Regions from separate parts of the Mus musculus genome. Here region 2 is linked to region 1. A link is a loop called in an ENCODE intact Hi-C map of the cell type or tissue named here. Cell type or tissue: left cerebral cortex. All regions are shown on one strand. Each heading gives the region's core, and the rest is flanking DNA. Links, peaks and the distances in the headings are about the cores only. Region 1 overlaps Rps6ka2 (ribosomal protein S6 kinase, polypeptide 2). Region 2 overlaps Rps6ka2 (ribosomal protein S6 kinase, polypeptide 2).

Evidence for each region. Hi-C counts contacts between places; a loop is a spot of excess contacts. Peaks named below come from ENCODE experiments on the same cell type or tissue, not always from the same donor. Only the 100,000 strongest peaks of a DNase experiment are listed, where the experiment ranks them.
Region 2: it touches region 1 in a loop (1.8-fold over the local background); 2 of 42 quality-filtered maps call a loop at or near these places.

Annotation. Positions count from the first base shown.
Region 1 is chr17:7,187,479-7,202,486 of GRCm38, reverse strand. All of the region lies in intron 1 of Rps6ka2 (ribosomal protein S6 kinase, polypeptide 2), which reads right to left. Among named protein-coding and RNA genes, the nearest start is that of Rps6ka2, 25 kb to the right of the region's middle. In left cerebral cortex, for the core only: no CTCF peak of the experiment used is centred there; DNase peaks (open chromatin) are centred at 5,168, 7,852 and 8,151; H3K4me3 peaks cover 52 bases; H3K27ac peaks cover 1,032 bases.
Region 2 is chr17:7,260,367-7,275,374 of GRCm38, reverse strand. Rps6ka2 (ribosomal protein S6 kinase, polypeptide 2) reads right to left here. Exons shown (of 21, transcript NM_011299.4): 9 at 14,301-14,371; 10 at 13,159-13,247; 11 at 3,719-3,783. Among named protein-coding and RNA genes, the nearest start is that of Tcp10a, 57 kb to the left of the region's middle. RefSeq lists an enhancer at 5,407-6,882. In left cerebral cortex, for the core only: no CTCF peak of the experiment used is centred there; DNase peaks (open chromatin) are centred at 5,542, 6,152 and 7,335; H3K27ac peaks cover 662 bases.

The DNA.
Region 1 (15,008 bases), core at 4,063-12,062:
CCCAGTGAGACCACCTTCTCATTGGCTCACGGGTCTCCTGTATGAAATGCAGTATGGGTCCACAGGCTCAGAAACATTTGGCAGAATTTGCGTTTCCAACAACATTGACTAAAGACTCATCTGGGCCAGCTTTCGGATCCTGGCACATCAAAGCTCCACAGAGTGATGGAAGGATTTCTATGCCAGCAGCTAGTGTGGACGACCAGGAACTCTAGGATCTTTGGGTCTCTGAAGCTTGGGCTCCAAGAGAGGATCATGACTAATATATTTGTCTTTCCACTCAAATTGTCCGGAAATAGAGTTGAAAAATAAAGTCCTGCTTTGACTCCATGAAAAAGCAGCAGAGTGAGCCAGCCGTGTAGGACTGGACAGGGAGATCAAGAGACTCCAGTGGGGAGGGCTCTGGAACCTCATGCTGTCAGCGGCTGCCACTGCTTCGCTGTGGCTTCCTTCTGTAGGAAGGCGGGGCACTGTTCACAGCTCTACTGATCAGGATGGCTCTCCAATATGCCTACTGCCAACCTAATCACAGAATCTGCTTTTGAGTTCATGGGTACCAGTGCCCCAAATGATTCTTAATGTTAACAAGACCAAATCAAAGATGACATCAAATTAAAAAAAAAAAACTATAAACAGAAAGAAAAGAAAAATAACCAAGGTTTACTCTGATGTAGTGAGAGTCAGTGAGTCAGCCTCAGACAACAGTGGCCTTCTTCAAAACCACCCTAGCAGAAGGAGCCAGCAGCCAACCAGAAACACACCCTACCCTCCATAAATAGGACCGTGTACAAGACACACACACACCACACACACACACACACACACACACACACACACACACACACCGGGAGACACTATATTTCCCAGGTCTCTTTGCAGGAAGTATGCATTCAATAGGCTGTGACAAATGATCAAATGCTGCTCCTTCCAGAAGCACAGTGTTTCTTCCTAATGTGTGCAACTCTTATGGGACGAGCGGGGTCAGTGGACCTAAGATCCCTGAAATCACCATGAAGAAAACAAGTGGGCCTGGCAAGAAATGATTTCTCTCTTCTTTTTTTTTTAATTAGATATTTTCTTTATATACATTTCAAATGCTATCCCGAAAGATCCCTACACCCTCCCTCCGCCCTGCTCCCCTACCACCCACTCCCGCTTCTTGGCCCTGGTATTCCCCTGTACTGGGGTATATAAAGTTTGCAATACCAAGGGGCCTCTCTTCCCAGTGATGGCCAACTAGGCCATCTTCTGCTACATATGCAGCCGGGGGTACTGGTTAGTTCATATTGTTGTTCCACCTATAGGGTTGCAGGCCCCTTCAGCTCCTTGGGTGCTTTCTCTAGCTTCTCCATTGGAGGCCCTGTGTTCCATCTTATAGATGACTGTGAGCATCCACTTCTGTATTTGACAGGCACTGGCATAGCCTCATACGAGACAGCTATAACAGGGTCCCTTCAGCAAAATCTTGCTGGCATATGCAATAGTGTCTGGGTTTGGTGGCTGATTATGGAATGGATCCCCGGGTGGGTTAGTCTCTGGATAGTCCATCCCTTCGTCTTAGCTCCAAACTTTGTCTCTGTAACTCCTTCCGTGGGTATTTTGTTCCCTATTCTAAGGAGAAATGAAGTATCCACCCATTGGTCTTCCCTCTTCTTGATTTTCTTGTGTTTTGCAAATTGTATCTTGGGTGTTCTACATTTCTGGGCTAATATCCACTTATCAGTGAGTACATAGCTAATGACTTCTTTTGTGATTGGGTTACCTCACTAAGGATGATATCCTCCAGATACATCCATTTGTCCAAGAATTTCATAAATCCATAACTCAAAACATCCAGGAAATCCAGAATTTTTCTCTTCTTAACTTACTGAAATGTCATCCACGGCACTGGGCAAAACACCCAACAGGGCAAAGTCCAAGGCTGAATGCCTCTGAGTGAGGGCATATATGGTTACCTCCAGTCTTCCAGGCTCCACAACACTGTAGGCAAAGGAAGCCAGGAGGGCAAAATAAGACAAGTGATTCAGATTTGCTTCTGATAAATGCAAGGGAGGTGTGTCCTCTAAATCTGCTCTCATTCACTCTTGTGATACCAGGAAGGCCACGTGTACTCAGTTCCTACCTCTGAAGGGATGGATGGATGGTCAGCACACTTTGACTGGTCATCACAAAAGTTAAATGAACCCTTTAGACGCTCATTTAGAACATCACAAAGTCTGCTCACTCACAGTGGCTCAGTGTGAGCAGCTGCTGTTGGACCAAGTAGAATATTAGGCTGGCTTCAGGCTAGGAGACAAGGAGAGATGGCCTGGGAGGGCAGCAAGGGCGCTGGCCTTTTGTAGAGCAGAGGGGATTGTAAGAAAAGCTGTAAACCTGGCGAGCTGTAACCCAGGCGAGCTGTAACGCGTAGCTGGCCAGCACTCTCTTCAGAGCAGTACTTTACAGATCAGTGGCCAGTCTCTTCCTCCAGCAGCAGAGACTGAGGAGTCCGTGTGCAGCTCATCTCCATAGCTCAGCCAGAAGCAGAGTGCATGCACCTTGGCCTCTGCTCCATCTGCCCAGTTCAAGTTCATGTGAAGAAGCATAAGAACATAGATCCTAAGTTACTACATGTCACACTAATGCACATACAAAAAAAAAAAAAAAAAAAAAGCCAGCCCAACATCCGACATCCAGGATCCCAAAAATTCTTCCTTCTGAGAGGGGAACTCTAGACTGGAGGTCAGTGGAAACAGAGCTGATCTTGCCTTGTGGAAATGCTCCATTTCGGCAGTCATTCGACCCTCAGGTCTTCTGTTTCACCTCCATCAGTTTAAGGCATGGAAGATAGGAGCTGCCTTTCCAGTTTCCAGAGTATCCCATACTGACCTACAGTAGAAAGAGGCCACACCACCTACATCTCAAACATCTCTGGAAACACACAGCCCAGCACTCAAAGACCTAAGGAATGTTCAGACCCACGCAAGCTGTATTTGCTAGAAATGTCTTTGAACTCTCTTGCTCAGTAATTCACACAAAAACAAACTCTTGAAAACACAATAAGATTGAAAGACATTACACAGAGAGAGAGAGAGAGAGAGAGAGAGAGAGAGAGAGAGAGAGAGAGAGAGAGAGGCCATCTGTGAGGCAATGTGAACCGGAACCAAGTGAGGATAGTCCAGGATTGGCTTGCTGGGTGGGAGAAGAGGCACTGAAACACAAGAGAGCCATTTGAGAAACTAAAAACTGGTTGGGTGGGATCAGTCAAGATAGGACAAAGACCTAAGGTCTGGAACTTAGCAGCCCTAACTGGGTGATGCAGACCACCTGATTAGAGCAAATTTATAATATAATATATTTAAGTCTCTGCTTAAACCTCAGAAATAGTTGCCAATAAAACCCGAGTACTAACTAGTTTACACATCAACAGACCTGACAGATCATGAACTTATCACAGCGCTACTTCAGAAGCTGAGGCAGGGGGACTGCTTGAGCCTACAACTTGGCAACTAGCCTGGGCAAAACAAACCCTGAGCTCTACCCCCTGTGCTGGGCTTGAAGTACAACCTATGGGAAAGAAGATCTCATTCCAGGGTTCCACGTACCCCAAGATGATGACCCCTCAAAGACTGGGCCATCCACCTGATCTAGAGGAACCCAGGCCTGAGAGAGCAGAATTTGAATCCCTCTAGACAGGGAGTAGGAGGGCTGGGAGACACAGGAATGAAGGCTGTGCTGCCCAGTGCTCCATGCTAAAGTGGCGCTTCACTGTGGAAGTCTTTTATCAATAATCTATAACACCACTCTCTCTATTTTAACTACACACAACAAAATTTACTTTAAATATATGCATATTTAAATAAGTAGATAGATAGATAGATGATAGATAGATAGATAGATAGATAGATTTCTCAAAAGAGCCAAAGCAAGTGAAAGAAGACTCAGCATTCATGAAGCCAGGCAGAGGAAACACAAGCGCCAAGGGAGCAAGCAGACAGATGTGCAGTCCTGGGGAACAATGGTCCCACCCTGAGCAAAGGGCCAGGAAAAAGTAGATCAGGAAAGATCATCCAAGCCAGAGCTTGAGCATATGAGCAAGGACTTAAATACAAAACAGGACAAGGCAAGTCTGTGAGAGCCAGGAGGTGCCTGCCAGAGTCCACATTGCTTTCTGCAGGGCCCAGCACCATGGGGCTGGGTAAACAGTTTATCTGCATCTGACTTGAGAGTTCCTCAGGAGACACAGCTTACAGTGCGCATTAACCCCATTAACTCAGACCAGATTAACTCGGCCAGATTACACAGGTGAGCAAGTCCCACTTCGTAAACAGAACAAGAAACAAAAAAGCCAGACAGGGACAGGCTGAGGGGGGGTCAGCTTTGCTTGCCTAACGCAAATGAGGCCCTGGGATCTGCGTAAGAATCACATAAAACAGCATGGTGGCACATCCCTGTAACTCCTGTCACTCCAACACCGCGGGACTGAATAAATATTTTGTTTTGTTTTTAAAGCCCTGCAGCAGGGCTTCAGCAAACAGAGCTGCCCCTGAACCCTACTCTGGAAGCACAGCCCAGACGGGCAAAATCACCACGACCCTCAAGCAGACCCACCTGTGATGAATGCCACAGGCTGGTGGCAAGCTTGCCTCAGTCTGCTGTAGCAGCAGGCACTGTGGTTGAATAGTATCCCCCAAAACATGTTAAACACCAACCTTAGAACATGATCCTACTAGAAAACTGCCTCTGCAAATATCATCAGCCAGACTGCACAACAGAAGAGGGTGTGTCCCAAAGCAGTATGGCAGCTGTCGGAAGCACACAAGAAGGACAGTCAGGCTCCAACTCTCTGAACTATGGAGTCTGGGCTACAGACACTGGAGACGCAGGACAGGTCCTCTCTAGGGCAGCTTGGCCCTGCCCCAGAGTGGTTTACACCTTTGGCCTCCAGAACTGGGAGTGCACATGGTCCTTTGGACTAAGCCATATGAATACGATCATCCCTAGGAGTGAACCCAGCTTGTAGTAAACACTGAAACCTGCCACTATACCAACATCCATGGTGACCCACATGACAATTTCAAGCAGGCCGATATTGTACAACCAGCTCCACAAAATACCACGCTTTAAGGAACAGCTGCCAAACCCCAGCTGAACAGATGGACTGACTCTCCCATATCTTCACAGACGGAAGCACCTGGGATAATGGGATTGTTCGGAGCTTAGACATGGGGCAAGCCTTGTGAGATATGAGAACGTTGTCTGGGGAAAGCTGACTGCTGGGTGCTAAGTTCCAGTTGGACAGGAGCAGAGGCACAGCAGTCACACTAAAGATAACAATGCAGGCTGTGCTTCTCAGCCTGCCAGAAGAAAGTAGAGGAAATGTAGTCACAGGAGGACAGGATGAATCTTAGATGAGGAATATGTCTACCCTGATTTGAACAAAACTATGAGACATCAACACATCACATGGAACACACCAAGAAAGTACACGATGTTTGTTTTTATCATTTTCTTTAAAAATGAATTAAATTATGAAACATAACCAGGTAGGGTGTAGCAGCTATGTAGCTCAGTCTCAGAAATCTGGGAAGGTAGGCAGGAGGTGGGAGCAGCTTCATTTCCACGCAGAAGGGTAAGGACTGCTCAGGGAGCAAGAGAGATGTGGCTCACAACAGCTGGCAACTGTGTTAGAAACAAAAAACACCACGGGGTGATGCTTTCTGCGTCTACTGGAAACGGGGTCTCCTGGAGAATAGGCCTGCCTTGCTCTGCTATCCTGACCTTTAAGGCTGATTTCCTGGGCCCTGCTCCTGAGAATGTCCTCTGGTATAGCTGCTCACCCAGCTCCAGGAACAAGCAAGTGTTTGTAACTTCATTTAATATAATGTAAGCCAGAGGAGAACATTTCCCTTTTCAATACACTCACTACTCAACAGGGGCTGGGGAGTGGGGAGAGGGCTGGACTTTAAACAGAGTCTAGGAGTCAACTTTCTCTGCCTTGATTCCAAGTTTCCTAGTATAAAAGGAGTTAAGGGTGAAGCTAGGCACATGCGTCTAGATCAGACTCTTAAGAAACTAAGGGACAATGAGCAGATGCACAGAAGAGGAACACATAGGTTGGGGCAGGGCAGGGATGGTGTCAAGGAGAGAGCTGCAGTGACACTACCCTTTCCAACACCGTTATCTGCCATGACCACTGCACTTGTGTCCCACAAGAAAAAATGGCCACTGATATTCAAGGGCTCCAATAACGTGGAGCACAGAGCACACACAGCTACCTGCCCAACTACCCTTACACATATGTATGTATCCATCATCAAAAGTCAGTAGATTCCTACAAATAAAAAACATTGGTGTGAGCTTTGACCTTTGGACATAGGGAACGCAGAAAAATCAGTCTTGAATCTCTCTCTCTCTCTCTCTCTCTCTCTCTCTCTCTCTCTCTCTCTCTGCCATTACACAGCACTAGGGGTGTTATGGGTGCTGCTGGGAGAGAAAAGGCATCAACTGTCTTACCCAGCACTGGAACCTGTTTGCTACAATACCAACCACTCAGGCAGGATGTGCCCACTGGTGCAACGATGGGGGGAACGGTGTATGGGGTAGCTAGTCCTCCCTTGAGTGACCTGTCTTCTACACAATTATGCTTTTATACCCATCCATCTGTGCTGCTTTCAGTCTTCAGCCAAGAAGCTTCTAATGGTTGTGATTCATGCAGAGACTCATGACTGTTCAAAGGTCTGAGAATAAGCAATGTGAGTTCTCAGCCACAAACAGTTCCCACCCAGCCCCACCAAGGCTCAGGAACATCATGAAAGGGGGCACAAAGAATGTCAGGACAACAGGACAAGGAGAAATGCTATGAAACGCTGCTCTCTGACATGATCTCACAGCAGCTGTGATTACCTACAGATGGCACACAGGAGATCAAACTAGTTAACAAGTCTAACATGGAGTGGGAGGGCTCTGGAGGCCCCACCCCAGCTCAGGAGCTATTGCCAGTTGGTGGCTGCAGAAGGAGAGTCACTTCTCTTCGAAGTGACTCTGCTGCTGGGCTGTCCACACCCCAGTGGATGACCCCACATCCATGATCATGTACGCAGTGCTAACTGTTCCCCAACAGGAAGAAAGTAAAAGAGCCCTTCTGAGGGAAAGGGAATGAAAAAGGTGTGAGGGAATGAACCTGTTGTAGAAAATATTTACTGTCAATCCAAGGGCTTCTTCCCTGCCTTTATCATTCAGTTCTGGGATAAAAGACACACAACTTTTATTAGTATAATAAGCCTTAATCCGCATTAGAGCTGGGCGGATATCTACCCTCTATGCTGTTAGAATCTATCTCCCCATCAATAATCCCATTGTATAATTTACCATCTGGGCAGCTCTTAAGTCCAGTTGGCTAGCCCTCATGGCTATGTTTCCATGATTCCTACTTCATGGTGGCTTCCTCCTCTCTCCACCTTCTACTCCTCCTCATGGTTCTCCTCCAACCCCAAGACCAGGAATCCCAAGACCAGCCTATCTCAGTTCTGCCCAGCTATAGGCTGTAGGCATCTTTATTCACTAATCAGGGATAACTTGGGGTGCAAGGTCATATAACAAACATCACTTGGGTCTACCCTCAGAGTCTCTCATCCATGGGGGTAACCAGGCTTTGGGGGCCAGTATTAAACATTACAATACATAGCAAAAGACCAACGCTCAACAGGAACCCAGTGTCACCAGGCACACTGGGTGACTGGCTCTCCTGGTGCCCCTCTTTCTTACAGTACTACTCCCAAGCCTGGGTGGAAGAGGTTCCCACCAAGAGAGTGTGGGCAGGTGGGCAGCCTGTGCTCCTACTTGTAGAAGCAACACAATGAGGCTGATGACAGATGGAACAGTTTGCAAAATTAAGCCTGGATTCTCTACAGTGTGGACAGACAGGGGATAGTAACGGAATAAAAAGCCTACCTATATTTGGAGCTGACAAAATTCCTAGCTAGCTCTGCTGAAGAAGTTGAGCTGAAAGACATTGCTTGAGGAGTGCAGAGTCTGTTCACCGTGAACTAAACACCAGCGGTCTGGGTGGTCAAAACAGTGTGGTCCTTAAGTGTCTCTGTTTATGTGACACACCTTCCTGTTGCCTCAGAGAGAGGAAGCCAGGAGAATGGAGGCAGGAAAAGAAGACACATCTCAGCTCTGCTACGGCTGGCAGCAGTTCAGGAAGGACCGGCTCTTTCTTTGTATAAATTCCCAGCATCCCTCTTTCCTGTCATCTTCCCCGACTGCTGACCATGGCTCATCCAGTTCCTAGCACATAAGATTCCTACTCACTGTCAGATGACCAACCTAGAACATTAAGCCCTTAGCCTGCCTGGCTCACCTGCAAATCTCGGTGAATGCAGGCTATTCATTCAGAATTACAAGTTTGGTCACAAGCCCACTGACCAAAGATAAGGTCTTACTATGGAATGCAGACCAGCCTCAAACCCTCAAACCTCCGGCTTCCATGAACTGCTTGACGTTCACATCAGGAGCTTGGGCTCAGCCTGAGGTGCCAGCTGGCTCACATAGTACGTAATGGCCACTATTATGATGTCCCAAGAAGCATGGCTGCCAAGAACTGCGTCAGATATGCCAGATCTTTAGAAAGGTGGGTTCTGGACTGACAGGAGTGTTGAGATTGGTTGAAGACGTCTTAGAGAAGATGTTCTCATCAGAGAAGTCACAGGAGAAGTATTCTAGCTGCCTTTTCTTTTTTTTTTTTTTAAGGTTTATTTATTTATTATATGTAAGTACACTGTAGCTGTCTTCAGACACTCCAGAAGAGGGCGTCAGATCTCGTTACAGATGGTTGTGAACCACCATGTGGTTGCTGGGATTTGAACTCTGGACCTTCGGAAGAGCAGTTGGGTGCTCTTACCCACTGAGCCATCTCTCCAGCCCCTGCCTTTTCTTTATGACAAGGTTACCAGTTAGATAGATGTAGGACATATGGTAGGTGCCACATTTCTCTCAAATGTAGCAAGACGTGAGTAAAGCTTTGTCACTATATACCCCAAATGAAAGGAAGACCTGTCGTCTTGTACTCAATAGCTACCTCAGGCAAAGTAGAGTAACTAATCAACCTACATCCACCGGGAAGACCCAGCTGTTGGCATCTGGCCTGGCCCACCTTGCTTTCTTGGCAGTACCTGCATGATACAGGAAGCTCTGTTACGCTTTAAAGGATCAATATTCTATATAATGCAAGATGTACATCCCTAAAACACTAACAATGCAAAGTTCTGGAGAGGATCACGAAGACAAAAGCCAAGAACAGAGACACTCCAAGTCTTCTCTCATCAGGCCAAAACCTCAAGCGATCTACAAGGGCAGAGTGGCAGGCGGCACCTGTGCATCTGAAACCTCGATCTACAAGGGCAGAGTGGCAGGCGGCACCTGTGCATCTGAAACCTCGATCTACAAGGGCAGAGTGGCAGGCGGCACCTGTGCATCTGAAACCTCTTATCAAAACAGCAGGAAACTACGTTCCTGTTCAAATCCACCTTGTTTTGCCCACCAGATACAGAATATCACATATTGCAGTATTTTTCATATTCAATACTTCTTAAGAGAGAAAAGCTTAACTCAGAAAGATGATGATAAATTAATGGAATGAGGGAAGAATTCAAGCCTGTTCTACCTCAGAGCTTACCTGTGCTGCTGCTGAATCAGCATGTTCTGAACAACCCAGGCTACATGACACACAAAGAAAATGATAGAAATCAAGCATAATCAGCTACCAGCCATCAAGTTATATACTAGCAGATGCTCAGCACAGGTGAAATACTCCAAAAAACAAAAACAAACACAAAAAAAACCAACAACAAAAACCCCACTCATTTTCATGATAGCAGCATCTATGACTTACACCTACGTAGGCATTCCATTGGTTACAAGGCACATCACACAAGTTATAAGGTTGTGTCAGGAGTGCTAGCATATTCAAGACTCCTAAGTGGATCCGAAGAACTGCAGCCCATCAATCAGCATGGGCACTTCATACACAATATCAGATCTAATTGAAAGCAAGCTTGTGTGCTTAGAAAAGAGTTGTGTCAATGGCAAGCTGTCCACAAGCACGGATGGAATTGTGCAGGATCATGAAGAGCAACAACAGAGAGTGAGACCCTGAAACACTCAGTCCCAAATGGGATGTCTCCATCGCGTCCCTCCCATAAGGGAGCTATGCAGAGAAACTGTAAGAGCCACAGGGGACAGAAAAGGGTTGACACACACATGAACTCAGAGAGAACGTGGCAGCATCCACGGGGCCTGCAAGAGTTCAAGCCAGGCAGGGTCTCAGCACTGAGACAGGAAGTAGACACGATCTCCCATCCCTAACCAAGAAACTATTGACCAATTGGCCACACACGAAGGGAAATTTCATTTTCTCTAATGGAGTCTCACCAGGTATACAAATACTTACGGGTAGGTCCCATGCCTGGCAGTAGATACCAACACAAAAATGGACTCACTGGCATTTTGGGAGTCTTGTTTTGATTTGTTTTGTTTTGGTTTTGTCTTATAATGCATTGTTTGGGCTTTTTTTTTTTAACCTTACTGGTCTTTTGCAACGATATTTTGATTTCTGATTTTATATTTTTATGCATTGTTTGACTGCATATGCATCTCTGCCTATGTTTCTGTTTCTCGTGCTTTTTCTCTGTTGGTTTATTTTTAATGTCTTTTTTATTTTTACTTGCCTGCCTGTTTTCTAATGAGAGAGAAAGATAGAAGGCACGGAGTTGAATGATGTGGAGGATCTGATAGGAGATGAAGAAAGGGGAACTCGGACTACACAGTATTAAAAAAAATTATTATCAATTAAAAACTCAATAAAAGCTACAATCACTTATAAACAAAACAAGATAAAGCAGGAGAAACTCAGTGTGTTTGATATCAAGACTTATCTTAAGCAGGTAATGGCTAGAACAGAATGGTTTGGGTACAAGTTAGAAAATAGAGCAGAATACAGGTGGGAAGTCCCTGTCTCCCTAAGGAACTGGTCAGCAGCCTCCCTGGGTGGTGATGCAGACAGATGCAGAAAGGATGGGTAAACCCAACGAAGTGCTGCTAAGAAAAGTAGGTCATCGTAGTCACAAACTAAAGGCCTGTACCACAGTCTACAAGCCAGCAAGCAAAGAGAAACAGGACACTGGGGGATGTCTCAGTTCATAAAGGGTTTGCCACACAGGCACACAAGCCTGAATTCAATCCTCAGAATTGATGTAAAGCATTTTTTTTTTTTTAAATCAAGCTGTTTCTTTTTTTCTTTTTTTTTTTTTTAAAGATTTATTTATTTATTTACTATATGTAAGTACACTGTAGCTGTCTTCAGACACACCAGAAGAGGGTATCAGATCTCATTACAGGTGGTTGTGAGCCACCATGTGGTTGCTGGGATTTGAACTTCGGACCTTCGGAAGAGCAGTCGGGTGCTCTTACCCACTGAGCCATCTCACCAGCCCGTAAAGCATTTTTTAATAGCCAGGTGTGAGAGCATGATCTTCAACCCCAGCGGAGGAGGCAGAGATAGCGGATCCCTGCAGCTTGCTGGTCAACCAGCCTAGCCTTACTCACCCACTGAGATACCCTGACTAAAGAAAACTGGATGGCTCCTGAGCAGCAGAGCCCAAGGCTTTACCTCTGATCTCCACTTGCACCTACAAACAGGTGCACCTACATATGCATGCACTCTCTCTCTCTCTCTCTCTCTCTCTCTCTCTCTCTCTCTCTCTCTCTCTAACATGTGCGTGCGTGTGTGTGTGTGAAAAGGAAAACTTTTAAGTTTGTGGAGAATGACAAATTACTTTTATGACTTCAGCGTGAGGGCAGATTTCTTAGCTCAGAAACAGAATGAAGACACCATAAAGAAAAAAGCTGATAAATTTAGCTGCATAAATTTAAAGTTTCTGTATAAAAGGGTTAAAAATAGGCCACAAACTAAATGGCATTTGCATAACACATATCACTGATGTCCAAAATACCAGATGAACTCTTGTGAAGACGGAGAATAGGAAAATTCCATAAATGGGCAATGTAAAGAGACAGTGGCCAGTGACAGGTAATGTGGCCGGCCGCAAGCAGGGGAGAAGGGTAACTCCCGTGGCCAGATGGAGAGAATGCAGAAGGTCTATGGCAGTTGGAGATCACGTGCCCCACAGACAGCCACTTCATTCTCGGATGCACACTAGGGAGACTTCTGTCCTTCACCCTGCTCTGTGTGGGGAAATGACAGGCGCGAATGGGTGCTCCAAGCAGTATTGAGAACAGCAGGAGGGAGTGGCAGGTGTCCACCCACAGGGAACTGAGGAGTAAGTGTCGGAACCATCCCAGTCAGAAAACAAACAACTCAGAAGCAGGCACGCAGGAGGAGCAAGGCTGTCCCACTGATCAACACTCACGCAGATACCTACGGAACCAGTTATGTAACCAGAGCAACGCGATTCCATTTATATCATATGCAAACCAGAGAATGAGCATGTCTCTGTGTTTAGGGAACATAAAACGCAACACAGGGAGATAAATAGGCACGAAAGGCATCAAAACCAAGACAGTGGGAAAATGAGATTTGGGAGGGATCTCTGGGTGTACAGTCACATTGAAAACTTTTATTTCCAAAGCTAGTTCATGGGTGCATAGACATTCGTTACAGTACTTTTTTATTTGTACAGATCCCTGACATATTTTATAGGAAAAATTCTGAACTCGGGTCACTGTTTTTACTTACTGAGACAAGGAAGTGAGCTTGCTCAGACTGACAGATCTCAGCTACAAACCTTCACAGACAGTGGGAAGCTATTCAGAATTGCCAGCATAGGTGACAACAGGGACAGTGAAAATAGAGCATTCTGGATTGAGAAAACTCCTTCCGTCTGTTGCCCTGTCTTGGAGATGCCATGTGACCAACCCTGCAGCCTATAAGGGATGGCAGCTCCACTGAGATTAGCCTGTGCTAATGCACAGGGTGTGGCACTCTCACAAAGGAAAGTGTTCCTTCACTCCATTCAATCAGGACCACAGAAGCCTGGGTGGATGGATTGGGCAGAGCGGAGGACGGGGCACGGGGGCATTTCCTACCAGGCCCTGGAGATGGGTGGAGATGGGGGATCTGGGTACCATCTCTGCTTCAGTGGGGTTGGTGTGAGGAGAGCCCTGACCGGGTTCTTTGTGAGGGGAGGGTGACGGAGCTACAGCAGTGAAGAGCTAGGTAGCCAGAGGGGGGAGGGGGTTGCCCTTCTGTAGGGAAGCAGTAGGGAAGGCACGCTGTAAAACAGCAGGCGATTTCAAGCCAACCAGAGGTATGAGCTGGATTGTACTGGGTAAGACAAGACTCCTCTAGTGGGGGCCTAAGGAGAGATCAAGAAACTCAGGTGGGCCAGGTGCATTACTTTCTCTCTTAATGCACTGTGTCTCTGTTTCTTTCTCCAGCCAAGCGCCTCTAGTCTAATTATTTATTGTGGGACACAAGAACCAGGATACTTCAGCATGTGCCTCTTTGCACTCAGACCCAGGCTAGAAAGACCCTGACTACAAAGGTAACGCTTGTTAACATCATATACGTTGTAAAATGTCTCGCCTTCTGTTCGGGCCTTGACATCAGACGACAATGTGGACATGAAGGCAGAGATTCTGACAGAAAGGGGCCATGAAGGAGACCTGTTGTGGAGGAAATACAAGCCACCCCCACTCCCCTCTTGTATCCCTGGGAAGGTTCCAAGGCTTGCAGTAAATAGGATCAGCAATGAATCCCATTGGAAAGACAAATGAGGCTTGCAGACCTGAGATGACACCACACCCTCTGGCTCCACCTAGCAGGTGGATGTGAACCTGGCAGAAGGCTTCCCCCCACGCCCCAGTCAAAGATCTGGCCTTGGGCCTCCACCTCTGCTGGCTCGGTACCTTGGCGATGGTCCATGAGAAACAGACCACAACAGAAAGGCACCAGGGGGACAGGACCCAGGGGGACAGGACCCAGGGGCTTTACACATTTAGCTTTCCATCGCCATGTAAGGTTGCAGGGTGACCATCCATAAAGGGAAACTAAAGGTGAGTGAGGCTACTGAACAGTCCAGACTTCAGCTGTCCTCAATGCGTCTTCTCTGACCCACAGACCTGGGCTCTGGCTAGTGTTCACCATATTTATTACACACAGTTTCTGAATGCGCACCCTACTGTTAGCTCTATGGGCTACACACACAGGGACTGCAAATGAGGGAGAATTTGAGAATTCACACAAAAGTCAGAGAAGAGAATTAGTCTGTAGATGACCTCCTCATGAACAGAGAGACAAGTGACACCCTGGGAGAGATACAGTGGCAAGTGGTGCCTAGAGCATATGTTTCTAGGAGATGTAAGTCACTCTTACAATTCAGTGGTGAGAGATCATTGCTGTTTGAATGAGAACTGTACACCACTGGCCGGCATGTTTTGGTCCCCAGTTGGTGCTGTTTGGGGAACTCATAAGACTTTTTGCACATTGGTCCCCGCTGGCAGACTCAACTTTTAAGGAGAGAAAACTGATCTAAATAGATGTTTCTCCAAGAAAGGCATACAAATGCCCAAGAAAGGGCCTCAGTGTCGTGGGTCATTTGGGAAATGCAAATCTAAACCACAGGGAGATGCCACGCCATGGCCACCAGCGCGTTCACGGCCACCAGCATGGAAATTGTGGAAAGAACAGTTAAAACCTTGGTGAGAACTGCGTGTCCCCGGATGGCAGTGATTTAAAGACAAGCTGAGTGGCTTTAAAGCGTGGAGGAATCTCGGACAACACAGCAGCTCCACACCTGGATATTTTCACAAGGAAGTGAAAAGGAATAGCCTCAAAAAAGTCCCACAAAAATGTTCTTGGCACCATTCCGCAACAGCCAAACCATGGGAACATTTCCAACATCTATCGACTTCTTGACAGATTCATGGTGTGGCCATAGGTTGCAGGACAAAGAAATGCCGGCATGGATGGGGTTTGGAACATTAAAAGTATTTCCAAACACAGTGAA
Region 2 (15,008 bases), core at 3,257-11,256, 74 kb before region 1:
CCTGGCAATGTGTCACCTCATGTTCTTTTGGAAGCCTGATCCAGCTACAGAGAGGCAGCAGGAGGCACGTGAGAGAGTGGATAGAACATTTGTCAAGGGACAGTCTTCCTGAGGCAGGGCCTAGCATGTGTCATTGCTATGGCGTGGGCCTTCCATGATGGCTATCATTGCTGGCAGCATGCTCTCTGCCCTAAGGTTGTCACAGCTTCTTCAGTGCTGGTGGCAGGAAGTTCTGGGCTGGGCAGCTTCTACCCCACACCCTGTAGGGCTCTCTGGAGCAGTTGCTCTGTGCTACAGTGACTTCCTAGAGACTTCTCATGACCTTCAGGGCAGTTCTGTGTCTGCTCTTGCTGTGTACACATTCTGGAAGGTGCCAATATGTGCTCCTGCTACACATAGCATAGCTTTGTTTCCCTGTTTCTGCGCGTGGGTGGTTCTGAGGTTTTGCCAAATGCCTTAGTTGGGGTTTTACTGCTGTGAACAGACACCATGACCAAGGCAACTCTTATAAAAACAACACTTAGTTGGGTTTGGCTTACAGGTTCAGAAGATCAGTCCATTATCATTAAGGTGGGAGCATGGCAGCATCCAGGCAGGCATGGTGCAGGCTGAGCTGAGAGTTCTACATCTTCATCTGAAGGCTGCTAGTGAAAGACTGATTTCCAGGCAGCTAGGATGAGGATCTTAAAGCCCATGACCAAAGTGATACACCTACTCCAAGGCCACACCTACTCAACAGAGTCACACCTTCTAATAGTGACACTCCCTGGGCCAAGTATACACCAACCATCACACAAAGGGTGGCTGTGCTTTTGTTCTTGAGTACAAATGACTGTGCAGAGGTTGCTGTGAAGCAAATGCTAACAGCCCTGTGCCCAGACACTGAGCTTGACTGATGTCTGTCATTCTGAGATTCTGGGATAATTCATGTCTACCTGAGTCAGGGCGAGGAAAATGGGACCTCACCATTTTTTAATAATCTCATTTGTCAGTATCAAGATGACGTCAGCCTGGCATTGACATGGAGAGAGATCTCACAATGCACAGAACTGAGGAGGCTGAGCAGGTACATCATGGTCTGCATACACCTGAGAGGCCTTGGGGATCATGAGCTAAGGGCAGGTAAAAATCAAATCAAAAGTGGAGGCTTCCAAAAACCACGAAGATGGATCTACCCTGAGGTCACAGGTCCTAACATCTGCTTAATGCACAGTTTCAGGTTAGACAATTTGAAATCAATCTGCTCCGAAGAGCAAAGGGTGCAGATGTTCCTGAAGTGGCGACGCCGGCACATGCAGGCACAGTACGGGGGCCGAGTGGAAGGAAGTTGGGGAATGGAGGGACATCCAGGATGCTGTGGATGGGCCTTCAGGAAGAACACTACAAGCCTGCCAAACCCAAGAGATGCTGCAAAACTATCTGCATCTACAAAGTCCCAAGACAGTCCCCACGCGGACTTTGGAGGGGTGAACTCTCCTGGTGCATCCTGCACAAGAGGAAGTGGTGGAAATCCTCCTGCAGCAGTGGGAGTAAGAGCCCGTGATAAAAACCCAGCTGAGGTCCACAGTTAGGAAACGCTCAGTGTATCCCACCTGCAGTGAATCACTATCCTCTACCTGCTCCAGTCGGCGCACAGGACAGCCAAGAGCACCAACATCATATTGCCACACGCAGAGCTGCCTAGGACCTCAGTTTCTCTTCAGACTCCTCAGCTCACAGAGAAACAGACGGTGTGCTGGGCCAGAAATGTAAAACGCACCACAAGCATGAGTTGTTCATATTAACAACAGCCATGGCCACCACGCCTGCAGGCACACCTGCAAATCTTTATGTCAAGGGTCTGGACTTCGGCTTTGGACAATGGTCGGGAAAGAAGCGGTCTGTCAGGTACCTCCATCCTGCCACACTGGGACTGAATCTGGTGCTGTTCTGTTTTCTGCCCATCTGAGTGTCATTTTTACCCTGGGTCGGCTCGCTAGAAGCTGGCTGGCTGGATACCAACGTGGACTGACTTGCTTAGCCCGTGAGGTCACCTTGTGTGTTTATTTTGGGTTTGAGCTAATCCTGAGCTCTCAGCAATGCCTCAGCCACTGGGGAAAAGGCAAACACAGCTTCCATTTGCCGGCCCCACCGTCCTCTGCACCAGCTTCCCGGTCTATAATTAACTTGTAATTTTTCACTTAGCTAGGCAAGCAGCACGGGTGTTCAGAGGACAGACCTGGAGCTGGCACTAATGTGCTGGGAGCAGAGAACAAGCAGAAAGACGGGGTAAATCACAGGGAGCTACCACCCTCCACCTGCCTCAGCTAACACTGGTGACCCACACTCTGGCGGACGGTGTGCTCTATGCCCTCAGGTCATCAGATCCCCGAGAGACAGCTGGTGGATGACAGGTGTTTGCATCTAAAAAGTAGAAATATACGATGGTAGTTTTGGGGGTCACAGAAGGCAGCGGAAAGCAAAATAAATAAGCGACTGTTTTATCAGCTGCATCCTGAGGCTGCACCTGGATATGGGCAGGAAACTGATGCCGGCAAATGTCTTCTTCTCCTTTGTCACCCTTAAGTGCCCATGCTGCCAAGGGACACAGGAGGAGACCCTCTGGTGAAGAGAGTCCCTGAGAACATGGAACTTCTGTGGGTTTTCAGTGAGGTGAACTGCTCACATCACGAAGGTGTGTAGGACACACATGTCTACAGACTCCCGAATGCATGTGCATGCAGATGTGTGTAGTGGGGTCAGGTTAGTTGTGGCCCTGCCATGGACACAAAGGGGTGGCACCTGGACCACTTGTGTGGGAAAGGACAGCTGAAACAGAGGGATAGGACAGATCAGATCAGCAAGACCTCTGCATTGGCTACCAAGAACTTCAGAGCCTGAATACAGTTCTTTTGAAAACTGTTCACACCTACCTACCTTCCTTCCTTCCCTCCTCCCTTCCTTCCTTCCTCCCTCCCTCCCTCCCTCCCTCCCTCCCTCCCTTCCTTCCTCCCTCCCTCCCTCCCTCCCTTCTTTCCTTCCTTCCTTCCTTCCTTTCTTCCTCCCTCCCTCCCTTCCTTCCTTCCTTCCTTCCTTCCTTCCTTCCTTCCTTCCTTCCTTCCTTCCCTCCTCCCTCCCTCCCTCCCTCTCTTCCTTCCTTCCTTCCTTCCTTCCCTCCCTCCCTCCCTCCCTCCCTCCCTCCCTCCCTCCCTCCCTCCCTCCCTCCCCCTTCTCTTCCTGCTTGTCTTCTCCCTGCTTCTGTTTGCTCTGCACTGGATGCTCACACACTGCCGCTATGTCTGAACAGCCAACTCACGGTGCACCAGACAACACCCTGATGCATAGACATCTGTTTAAAAGCCCTCTAGGACAAATGTAAACTAATCCCACGTGTGAGGGCGTTGTATGACACAGCATGGATATCAGGAGACATGCCTTGGGAGAGGGGAGAGCCCAGGAGGCTGACAGGGGCAAGTCACCCCTGCAAGCCAGTTGCCTCAGCAGCAGCTCACATCAACAAGATGACAGATGCTGGTCAGGACTTTGGATGACGGGTGCTCACCAGTTTGCATCTCTCTGAGGAGACAGCTGTGTTGAGAATGTTCACACCCAGGTAGACAGCTGTGTTTGTCTCAGACTCTTAGGGCAGACAGAAGCCATGTGCACTAAGCAGCTGCCGTAGTCCCTCCGCCCCCTCCTTGCCCTGTGTGTACAGTGGAGGCCTCCACATGCGACTTACATTCCAGTCTATGGTGACAAAGAACGGGTGACGTTTAATTTCCTCCACTCCATCAACACCAGCACCTGTCACAACACAGTAGAGAAGAAATGTCAGTGAAGGTCCAAGGCCATGTGTCACCTCTGACTGCTGCTATTGCAGCTGTTTGATGCACACAGGAAAAGCTACAGGGAAAGTCCTGACTTGGTCTCTCTTTGAGAAGAAAATTGAACTTGCCCATGGCCTGAGAGCCCAAGAAGCCCCCGTTTGACTCCCAGGCCTGTGATATAGACATAGTCTGAAACAGAAGTGTGTAGCAAAGGGAAGGTCCAGACTGCCTGCTCCAGGTGTAGGAGGCCCGCATGGCCAAGAGAGAAGGAGCAGGTGGCTGTCATGGTCACAGGTCATGCTTACAACACCCATAACACAGCATCAGGCCAGCTTCCCAAGACGTGACAAGGCACAGCGGAGCCAGAAGGTTCTGAGTAGAACATCTGTCCAGGCTGCTGTACCAGTGACCATGGGAAGGAGAAGGAGATTGGATAGGATCGAGTTCTGGGACACGGAGCCTGGCCTGAGGTTCCATTACCACACCCAACGCTTGCACAACGGTCACTGTCACCCAGAGGCAGATTGTGGTTCTCTGATTTGTCCACTCACTGTGCCTACCTAACAGCTCCCCTTACTTTGTTTATATCCAAAGTTGTGTACTGCACAGGAGCATGGGTGGGCAGGAGATGGTGGTGTGTGTCGTGTGTCATGTGTGTCTGTCCCACAGTGACAGACCAGCCTGGAGTGAATGGTAAGTTCCAAGGGGAAACATGAATGTGTTAAGCAACTGGCAAACACACACATGCACCAAATGTGAACCGGAGATGGGTGGGGAGGGGCGAGAGGACTCACTGTTCACTCCTCCTTTAAACCTGAAGCGGCGCTGAATAAGGTCCGTTAATTGAAAGCAAAGTCCAGGAGCTAAGGCAGGCAAGGAGCCCAGGCTCTGAGGCCGTGAGTCAGGGACAGAGCTAGTCTCAGCCAGCTGGGAACTGGATCACAGGAGTCTCATCAGTTCCTGTCCCAAGGGTAGGAAGTGAATGTCCCCTTCCCCCAACGCTGCACCCCAACCTCCTCCTGGCTCGAAGGCCTAATGGTTCTGATCAAAATCAGATGGTCCTCTTGAGCCCACACCCAGTGCCTAGAGCCCTGGCGTGGGATGGGGATGCTCCTCCTTTGTGAAACAGCTCTGCTCAGGGCACGGTGAAGGTCACCACAAGGCTACCTTGAGATGCTGTGGTGACCTGTCCTAGCTGGAGTCTGGGGGGGGGGGGGGGCAGAGTCACATGTAGCCCATGGCATATGCTCTGACCTTTCTGGTCCTCTGCTTAGTCCACAGCAATGATGCGGACTACCTCTCACCTCTCAGGTAGCTTGGTCAGGCCTTTGCTTAGAAATATCTAATTAAGCCAATCACAGCAGCTTTTATTGACACACCAGTCTCAGTCTGTGTTGTTCCACCATTATGCCCAGATCTGATCCAGATCTTTCAGCTCAGACACCACCCCCCACCCCCCACCCCCTGCCCCCGGCCCCGGCAGAGGCTCCTTTGGATCAATGTGCCTATCTCCTTTGCTGCAGCCCAAATCACAGGACCAGAGTATGGGTTCCTGGCACGTAGTGTTCTTTCCCTGAGGGGGCATTCCAATGCTGCTGAAGTAACTGCCAGAGCCATTGACCCGACTTCCACAGCTGCCCTCCTGGACCACTGTCCCTGCACTCCTTTTGATGCAGCCCAGAACTCCAGATTGAGTACCCCAGATTCACAGCTCCCCTTGGTCCCGATGATGAATGCCACCCACTTTCCCAGGCCTTGGCATGCACGCTCTCCAGCGAGCATGCCTTGCCTCTGCTTGCAGAACCTCTGTATACCCATGGCTTGCAGTGCGGCCTGCAAGAATAAGGGAAACACGACAGAGAAGCTGGTGTTGGCTGTTGATGAATCCCCTCCGTTACAGTTCCCTGACCTCATCTTCATCTGCCCCAATTAGAATCGGACACTGTTTCAGTTTTGCAGTCTCAGCAAAAAGGGCTGATGTTCTGATTGTCGCTCAGAAATCCTATGCATTGTCTGCAGCCAGGTCCTTAAAATGTTGTTGTGGTGACCTTTAGAGAACAAACTTGGTCATTATTCTTCACACAGGTCTTATCGTCTCCTGACGTATTTTATAATAGATAGCAATGGATTTGGCTCTGCTTTTATCTACACTGAACACACTTGACAAATAACAGGGGGCAGAGTTCCGGGAGAGGAGGCTGGGGATGTGTTTGTGCTGATGTGAGAGCCAGAGCTGCTACGTTACAGGATCTCCATCCACCAAACACTACTCAAGCCTCCCCCGTTCCAGGAGGATGCCTGCAACTCATCTCCTGTCACAGGCACTGACAGGACCCTGGAGTCAGACAGAGACAGGCAGAATGGAGTGCCTTGTGTCTCTCTTTAGGCTCCATTATTCTGCAGCAAGTTTCCCAGGCAGTGACAGAGGACGGAGGGCCCCCGCCACACCTCGCCATGCACATTCTAATCACTGTGGGCACTTTTCACATGGAACAGCTTGAATCGTGCTTCTCTGGACCTGCATTTCTATACTTGATAAAGGCATGAGGCTAATCAAGATCCATGCTATCCTGGGGAAGGATTCCTTCTATTTCCCATGTCTAGCCAGGCCTTCTCTGCACTCGAACACCCTCCTCTGATGTGCCCATTTCATCGGGACTTCCAAACCCAGCAAACTATTCACAAGAGGTTCTGACCTGCTAAAAAGATTTTCACTGCCTTTAATCTTACTTTTGAAAATAGTTAACGCGTAGATCCTCCGTAAGGTTTATACTCACTGTCCTTTCAGAATTGCACGGGATACACCCGTGATCCTCCCGGTAACACTCAGAATTCTCTCTGCTGGTGGCTTGCCTCCCTTACCTGCCCTGACTGGCAAACCATCTGAATCTAAGCTGGGACTACTGAGAGAACTGTCCAGGACGAGACAGAAATATGAGCTCGCTTTTGTATTTGTTAGCCACTAATATGGTTGTAGCACATCATTTCTTTAAAGTGTTTTCTGTCCATTTAAATCTCACCCATATTATATAAACAACCTTTGCATGACATAACTGTGTCATGCAGAACTGCTGGGTTGTGTGGTGGTGGTGGTGGTGGTGGTGGTGGTGGTGGTGGTGGTGGTGGTGGTGGTGTGTGTATCCTATCATAATATAGCCCTAGGGCTTCTTGAGTTCTTGAGGGATCCCTAGGGCTGGTTCTGAGCTAAGCCCAAGCCCCTGACTTGGAAATAGCTCTCATTTACAGATGCCAGGACGGTAATCTCCCATAACCTCTGCTATGGATAGAAGGGTCCTTGATCCTTAGTCTAGACCAGTTCAGCCATACAGGTATGAGGAACTGTCCCGCCAAGGCTGTTGTGCTCTCTGCCCCACAGGACCTCTGTTACCCATCCAGAGGACCTGACAGAGTCAGCTAAGGGTTCAGGGCCTTGGTATGCCCAGCACTACAGAAGGCACTCAGCACTCATACCCAACACTTAAGTATGACTGTAAGTGGCAGATGGAGGCTTCCATGTGGGAAGAGAGGTGTGTGGTACAGAATGACTCAGTCAGCAAAGGAAAAGGCTTGGAGGTGGAGGTGGTTCAGGCCTGGGACAGCTCAGGATGCAGAAGGGCAACATGGAGAGATGGCTGCTCTAAGACATTCCTGTAAACCACAGCACCTCCTCACACCCCCCTCCCCCCAGGCCCATTACAATCAATCTATTCGACACAGGGCAGTGTGTCCTGCATGTCAGGTGCTGTTATGCCCCTGTGAGACACCGGATGACTCTGGGGTACACAGTTATCCTGAGTTCACAGATTAGCAAGGACGCACAGGCTCTAGGTTAAACAGCAAGTGAGCATGGACCAGGCAGGGGTCACAGCGAAACAGTTGCTCCCTCTCCCCTGTACCTTGGCAGCAAGGCATATGTATGCACCTCAGAGCTGTGTCTTCTGTATGCCACCCCACAATTCCTGATAACAAGGACCATCTGTCAGATTTGGGAAGACCTCTAAGGCCAGCGTATGAATGAGGGGCTCAAATGGGACCCTTCTAAGATCATGTTCCGTGCCAGGAAAGCTGGAAGATTGCCCTGTGCCATATGCAACATAGTGGGGCTCAGAAAATGAACCCCAAAGCAAATCCCTGGATGACAGAGTCCCCCTCCCCCCTCCAACCCATCTCACCAGCTTTCTCTGGAGCAAGTGAGACACTAACATTTCTTCTCTCCACAGAGTGCAGAGAAGCCAGGACCCCTTGTTTCCAAAGGCAGCAGACAGGCCTATGGGTACCACCACTCTTGCCCACCTCTCCAAGCAGGATCGGGGCACAGATTCTGACCTCTCATATGGTGGTCAAGATACGGGGTCCTGAGAGTGGAGTGCAGGCTGGGTGGGTGGGGTCTGTAGCAGGCCTTGCAAAGCCCCTGGGTTTCCCCCCACCGTCTTGTTCTCTGTCTCAGCCCCATTTTGTGGTCTGTGCTGTTTCATCAAACCCTGACAACCCTTGTGCTGAGTACAAGTGCGACAACCCCCCCCGCCCGGCTCACCTATCTGTTAAAGAGAGCTAGTGTGGCCCTGAGGGTGGGGAAAAGTGAACTTCTTACGGTCCCCTGCCATGTATCTCTAAATATTGAATTTTTCCCTTCAAAACAGCTCCCCACCTAAACAAAACAAAACAAAACAACAACAACAAAAAAAAAAACCCCAAAACCTCTTAGAATCATAAAATTAATGTGCTTACTGTTTAAGGAGCCAGACAGCAGAGCACAAGGTGGAGGGATGCCCCTCTCCTGCCCAGCTAGCAGATGAGAACATCTGTGTTCGCCTTTGGGCATCTGTCTCTCTCCTACCCTGGCTTCTACTGAAGACAGGCCATCCTGGGCTGTTGTGGGCAGTGTGCTTAGCCCCTTCCCCTTTATGCTGAAGCATGTGGCCATATGTCACAGGCTCGGCCTCACTCTGCTGTGGCTGGGTGCTGCCCACAGGAGCGGTCCAGCTAGCTCGTGTGCACAGAAACCTTCCTGGGGACCTTCCTGGGGACACTGGACTAAGCTCGTGGGCTTTCGCTATTCAGCCAGGATTATTGCGGGATGAATTCAGGCCAGCATCCCAGGGTGCCATCAGTTCACGGAGACCCTGCCAAGGTTGGAGGTCACCGCATCTCTAACCTCATCCGAATCTGTGAGGTATGAAAGAACCAGAGCTTTTTGTTTTATCCCAACACGCAAAAAAGGGAAACAAGCTTGAAGACATTCTCAGGAAGCAAGAAGTCTGTGATCACAACCGCCTCTCGAGACAGGAAGTCTGGTAAAGGACTGAAGCCCTTGCTGGATGCCTCTGGAGCCGATAAATACAATCTCAAAATAAACACAAATCTGTTAAGACTAGAATTTTATGTAATTATCTCTCTTCTACTGTTTTTCGAAACCTTCCTATCTTTTATGCACATTGGCTGTGCAGAATGAAGAGTGTATAAAGGAAAACAAATAAATTGAGATTCTCATAACAATTCAGCAAGTTCAATTGCAGAGAGCGTCCAGGAGCCTCTGCACAGGGAGAGAGAAAAGAGACAGCCTTCACATAAGTAAATTCCATTGGACAGCATCCAGGTGTGAATTAAAGACAGTTTCCTTGCAAATCTGGCAGATCCCCAAGGATTCAACACAAGGCCAGCCTCGGAGAGCATTTCCAAGTCTGTCCCTGTGGACTGGAGCCACCACGGACAATGCTCCGCTGCTGCACCGTTAATAAAAGCCCCAACGCTTGGCTCCAACTTTGGGCTCTGAATGGGTTACTGTCACCTGACTTTGCTCTGGAATGCCAAAGCCCCCTTGGAAGCCGCTGTCAGACCTCACCATATTTTTTTTTTTTTAAACAGTAGAGGCCGTGCCTGAAGCACTGTGGTAGTCAGGGAGAACCTGTCCCTCCTCTGAGGTTTCCAACATGGAGTTCTTGTATTTCCCTGATGTCCTAAAAGGCAAGTGTTTATGAAAAAGCCAGATATAACAGGTTCCTCAAACCTCACGGTCGGAGGGAGGACGGCAGGAACGAGTGGAATGTGATGATGGGTTCCACAGGTGCAATGAGGACCCTGGATGCCTCCCTGACAGGAAGGGTATGCAAAGCTGTGGGCTTGGGAGGTCATGAGAGACCTCAGGGACTGACCAGCTGGGTCCTTGACCAGCTGGGAGAAGAGCTGACCTCCCACAGTCATTTAGCTAGACATGGCCAGGTCAGGTCCAATACTCAGTTAGGGAAGGACACAGAGGCTCATCTGTGCCTTTGCTTCCCACTGTCTGTGGCCCATTTAACGAGGAACTCCACACCTCTATGAGAGGCAAGCAACAGGCTCAAATATGGGGTTTGTTTTGTTTTGTTTTTGCAGCCAAAAGCAATTATCGTGGCTGCTTCCCTGGTTTTGGTTTTGGTTGAGTTTGTTGTTGTTGTTGTTTGCTGTTTTCCAAGACAGGATTTCTCTGTGTAGCCTTGACTGTTTTTGAACTCACTCCATAAATCAGGCTGGCTTTGAACTCACAGAAATCTGCCTGCCTCTGCCTCCAAAGTGCTGGGATTACACCTGGTTGCCTCCTTGTTTATACGTGAGCCAGAGAGTTCTCCTTTGGCCTACTTATAGCACCACTGTGAGGACTTGTCTAAGGGTGATGACTGCACAGCGCTCAGTCAAGTGCCCTGACTTGATCTCCTGGTCAGTAAGCAGCAGCTGTCACGCCTGTCACAGGCTGTCATCCTCCCCTTGAGGACTGCCTCAAGGTCCACTGAGCATGGCTATACTTACACTGGACAGTGTAAGCCACTCAGGAAGGGGCATGAGGCGTGCTCCAGGCTCACCCAGAAAGAACTGGCTGGAACCAGACATTTAGAAGGATGGAGTCAGTCTAGCCCTCCAGACATGGTTCAGAGGCAAGTGGCAGTGATGTGAACAGCAGTCGCCTGCACTGTGGGGAATCTGAGTCCTACAAAGGCACTCAGCAGTAGTGTGTTCTGAGCGGCAGGAGTCCTCCAGTATGCTCTGACCCAGCTCCTCTGGAGACAGGAAGAATAATCTCAAATTCAAGGCCAAGCAGAGTGAGTTTAAGGGCATCCTGGATAATTTAGTAAGACCTGTGTCAAAAGGAATAAAATGGCTGGAGGTGTAGATCTGTGGTAAAATGCTTGCTTAGCATGAACTAAGGATATCTGCTAATAAATGTAAGCATGAGGATTCTGGGTGCGACCCTCGGCATCTCAAAGACTATGTGTTCTGAGAGCAAGTTCCCAGCCCTGTGCCCAGAGAGGTTCATCTCAGGGCTATCCTGTGTTTATAATGTTTAACAATGACTCACCAAAGAGGGGCTGCAGGCTGGCCTGGGCCAAGTGTAATCAGAGGGCAGCTCTGGGACTCATGGACACACACACACACACACACACACACACACACACACACACACACACACACATACATACATACACGAGCCTGGCCTACGACGCAATGCATGTGATCATAACCCACCTGGTCCCAAGAGAAACCACAGAGACTCTTGGCCGAGGCTCAGGTACTATCTGAGACCTGCACAAGTGATTCAAGAACAGCACCACAGAACAATCTGGCCCACGGGTTTCCTCCAAATCATGAGCCCAACACAAGCAACAATGCACATCCACACCAAGGCACCCACTGTGGCTCCACACATCCCCATCCTGGTGTCTGCCACTTCAGCTCACCACTGGCATCCTGGGGACAGGAGCTGCTTCCCCAGGACCTTCACTTTCACGTTGGTCGTCTTGATGAGCTCTTGCTAGGGAGACTGCTCTGGCCAGTTGTGAACAGTCTTTCAGCTCTAGAGCCCAACTGTAAAGACCCCACTGGGCCAGCCCAGTGAACCTGAGGTGACACAACACCCTGGCTCACCACTGCCCCGTTAGCTCACCACTGTCCTGCTAGTTCACCACTGCCCTGCTAGCTTGACCGCAGAAGCAATCACAGGCTCCACACAGGACAAGCACCCTTGCAGTGTCTTCTGTGCATTCTACTCTAGGTGTCTCCATGTCAGTTTGTGGATGCTCCCCTAAGACCCTGTGTGTGTCTGAGCCCGATGGCTATGCACAAGGAGTGGAGGGGTGACAGGAACATCTGGAGCAGGGTGACCACAGTTGCTGTGCCTCTGACGAGATCATGAAACGGCCTTCTTTTGTTTTGTTTTAACCCTCGTCCTGTCTCTCGTGATAGCTCTTAACAGAACTATCTTCTAAAGCAACTTCAGGAGGGGAGAGCAATGTGTGATGTGAATCCTGGATCAGAAGTTGAATGTGAATCTACTCAGCAGCAACGGCTTGCATTCACTGCATACAAATCCCCTCACGCGCCAACAGGAGGATCCCAGGAAGTGGGACAGTGCCTTTAATAGTAGCTTGACGTTCTCAATAACTGAAAGATTGTAAATGACTGTAGAAGTTCCCTGAATTAAAGCTGATACGTGAAAGAAATTAAATGAGGCCTGAGCTTCCTTTGGGGCTGAGCCAGGCAGAAAGAGAAAAAAAAATCTAATTATTTCTTTGAGAATGATATATTTCCTAACTCACATCTAATGACTTGTTCCTACTTGTGAGGCTGGAGCCAATGGCCCGTGTTCCTTCTGTCCATCTGTGGGATAACCCATCCATCAGCTCACATTTCCATGGATCCTTACCCTCTTCCTGTGTCTCAGTCATTCCCCAAGGCCTTCCCAGGCCAAGCAGAAAACTCTGTATGGTTGGGAGAGGGAGGCGGTGCTCAGATAATGCTAAAGTAAACCGCACTCTGTACATGTTGGCTTCTTAAAAGGCTATAAATTAGAAGTGACCTTTCAACCATTCTGTCTGTAGTTTATGGCATTTTTAAAGTAAGAGAGACAAAACCAGAGGAGAATATAGTGGCTTTCTGCAAAAGCGGGGAATTTTTTTTTTTTTTTGGTTTTTTGAGAAAGGGTTTCTCTGTATAGCCCTGGCTGTCCTGGAACTCACTTTGTAGACCAGGCTGGCCTCAAACTCAGAAATCCACCTGCCTCTGCCTCCCGAGTGCTGGGATTAAAGGCGTGTTTAAAAAAGAACAAATTGTTATACTCTGAGAATCAAATGCCTTTCAGCAATCCTGATAAGTCCACGTGCCTGTGGGCGCCAGGCCACATGTGAGTGTTTCCCCAGCGTCGGGGTACCTCTGCTTCCTGCAACCTCAGCAAGGAAAAGCATACAGTTCAGAGTTGGGGCATAGGGAGGAAGTCCTCCACGTCCCGTGGGGAACAGAATGGTGGCCTCTCACATTCCTAAGGGGGGGTCTAGAGGGCAGCCTCATTGCATTCCTGGGGTGGGGGTGTCACAGGGACCCTTACCTAGCCTGTTGCAGGGGTTCCGCTTGAAAAGGGCCCTGAGCAGGCTCTGAGCCTCCGCACTGAGGAACTGAGGCATACCCAGCTTGGCTCTGGAATGCAGAAGGAATGCAGGTTAGATGCCGAGAGCAAAGAGATGTGCGGTTGGCCACTTCTCTGCTTGTAAGGGGACAGACCCCGAACACTCAGCACTCTGGGCTAAGGATCCCTTTATGCCTTGAAACAGGATGAAGACACCACAGAGCTTTTTAGCTCATGTGGCCTGCAGCTGGCTGCTGCTGACCATAATCAAAATAAAAAAAGTGAGAAATTTTCACAACGGCTACTAAATAACCCGTTTAAAACACAGTGAATGATCAAAACAGCAATAGTGATTCCCCGAGTATCACCAGCATTTCACCAACATTTCCAGTAGAAATTAATTTTCAAAACAATTGTATTTTATAGCGTAAAGTTTCTTTAAGCAAAAAAGACTATTAGGGTTACATTTGTTGAGTTCCTTCCAGGCACCCTGGCGACAGTGGCGCTCTTATCTTCCCTGGGCTGGGCTGCCACAGAATTATGGAGGATGACTGGAGCATCCCAGGGGCCCAGCACTCATGTAGGACCCTGGTGACCGTGGACCTTGCTGAGGACCAGGTACTGGGCCCACGTGGGATGGCTGGAGGGCCTGGTCCAGCTTTAGTAGAGAGTAAATCAAGTCCCCATTAAAAGCCAGGGACAGAGGCGTTCCCACAAGGACACAGGGTGCAGCTATGGGCAGCTACCTGGTAATCACCATTGATCAAGTGCACAGGGATCTGGAAAAGCTACAGGGGGATTCTGAACAACGAGAGCCCTTGGGATGTGTCCTCGAGGTAGAGTACCCTCTGTGTGTCTTTTATCCCATGTGTAAGGGAGGAACTTACAACGCTAGGCTAGCCTTGCACTGTTTGATGCCTACCAAGTTTAATGATGCCTTAGTATATCCCAGGGCATCAAGGGTCCCACATTCAGCTGGCACACACCCCACCCATGGTTATTATGACTTAGAGCAGGTGGCTATAGCCCAATACCACAGCTCCTACTAAACCCCAGAAGCCCACTTCCTCCCCAGCTCTAAACACAAAAGGCCACCGTGTTATGGAGCAGGTGCCCACACTCACTTGAGGATGAGGGCCATTGTTTCCTTCCTGTCCTTCCCCTGGAATGGCAGGGACCCTGTGAGCATCTCGAACTGCAGAGCAAAAGAGAGCAGGTGAGTTTGTCCCTTTCATCTCGAATCCCATCAATCAGTGCAACACCAGGAACACGACGAGGCCCTGGGGACAGTGAACTCCAGGTTCCCACTCTAGCTGGAGAGATTCTTGAAGGATGAACACGGTGGGTGACTGTACCCCGTGTGGTTTAGGGACCACCTTTCCCAGGTGAGTGCTGTAGAGAGCTGCAGCAGGAGAGGGGTCAGAAGAAGGTCAAGAGGAAAGCTAGGGAACGGAGGGAAGAAGAGAGAGAAAGCAGGAGGCCACCCACGCTGACCCCTGCAGGGTCTATATCTTCCTCTGCGATGGGAAAGCTCCTGGTTACAGCCCATTAATAACATCTGATGGAGACAACACGGCACCGGCAGTCTCTTGAACAGACTGCCACACTAAAACAACACTGGCCAGGAAGGGAGTCGAGATAAGGTGAGGCCCAAGGGCAGCCCTTACTGATCATGAGTTTCTTAAACAAACAATGCTGATTCTGTGGGCTCCAGAGGCCATGGCCTGGGATCCTACAGTCACCTCCACCCACCTCCGCCTACCTCCCTGGGGGCACTGCTGCTGTGCGGGAGGGGAAGGCAGCACAGCAACAAACCCCTTTCATATACGGAG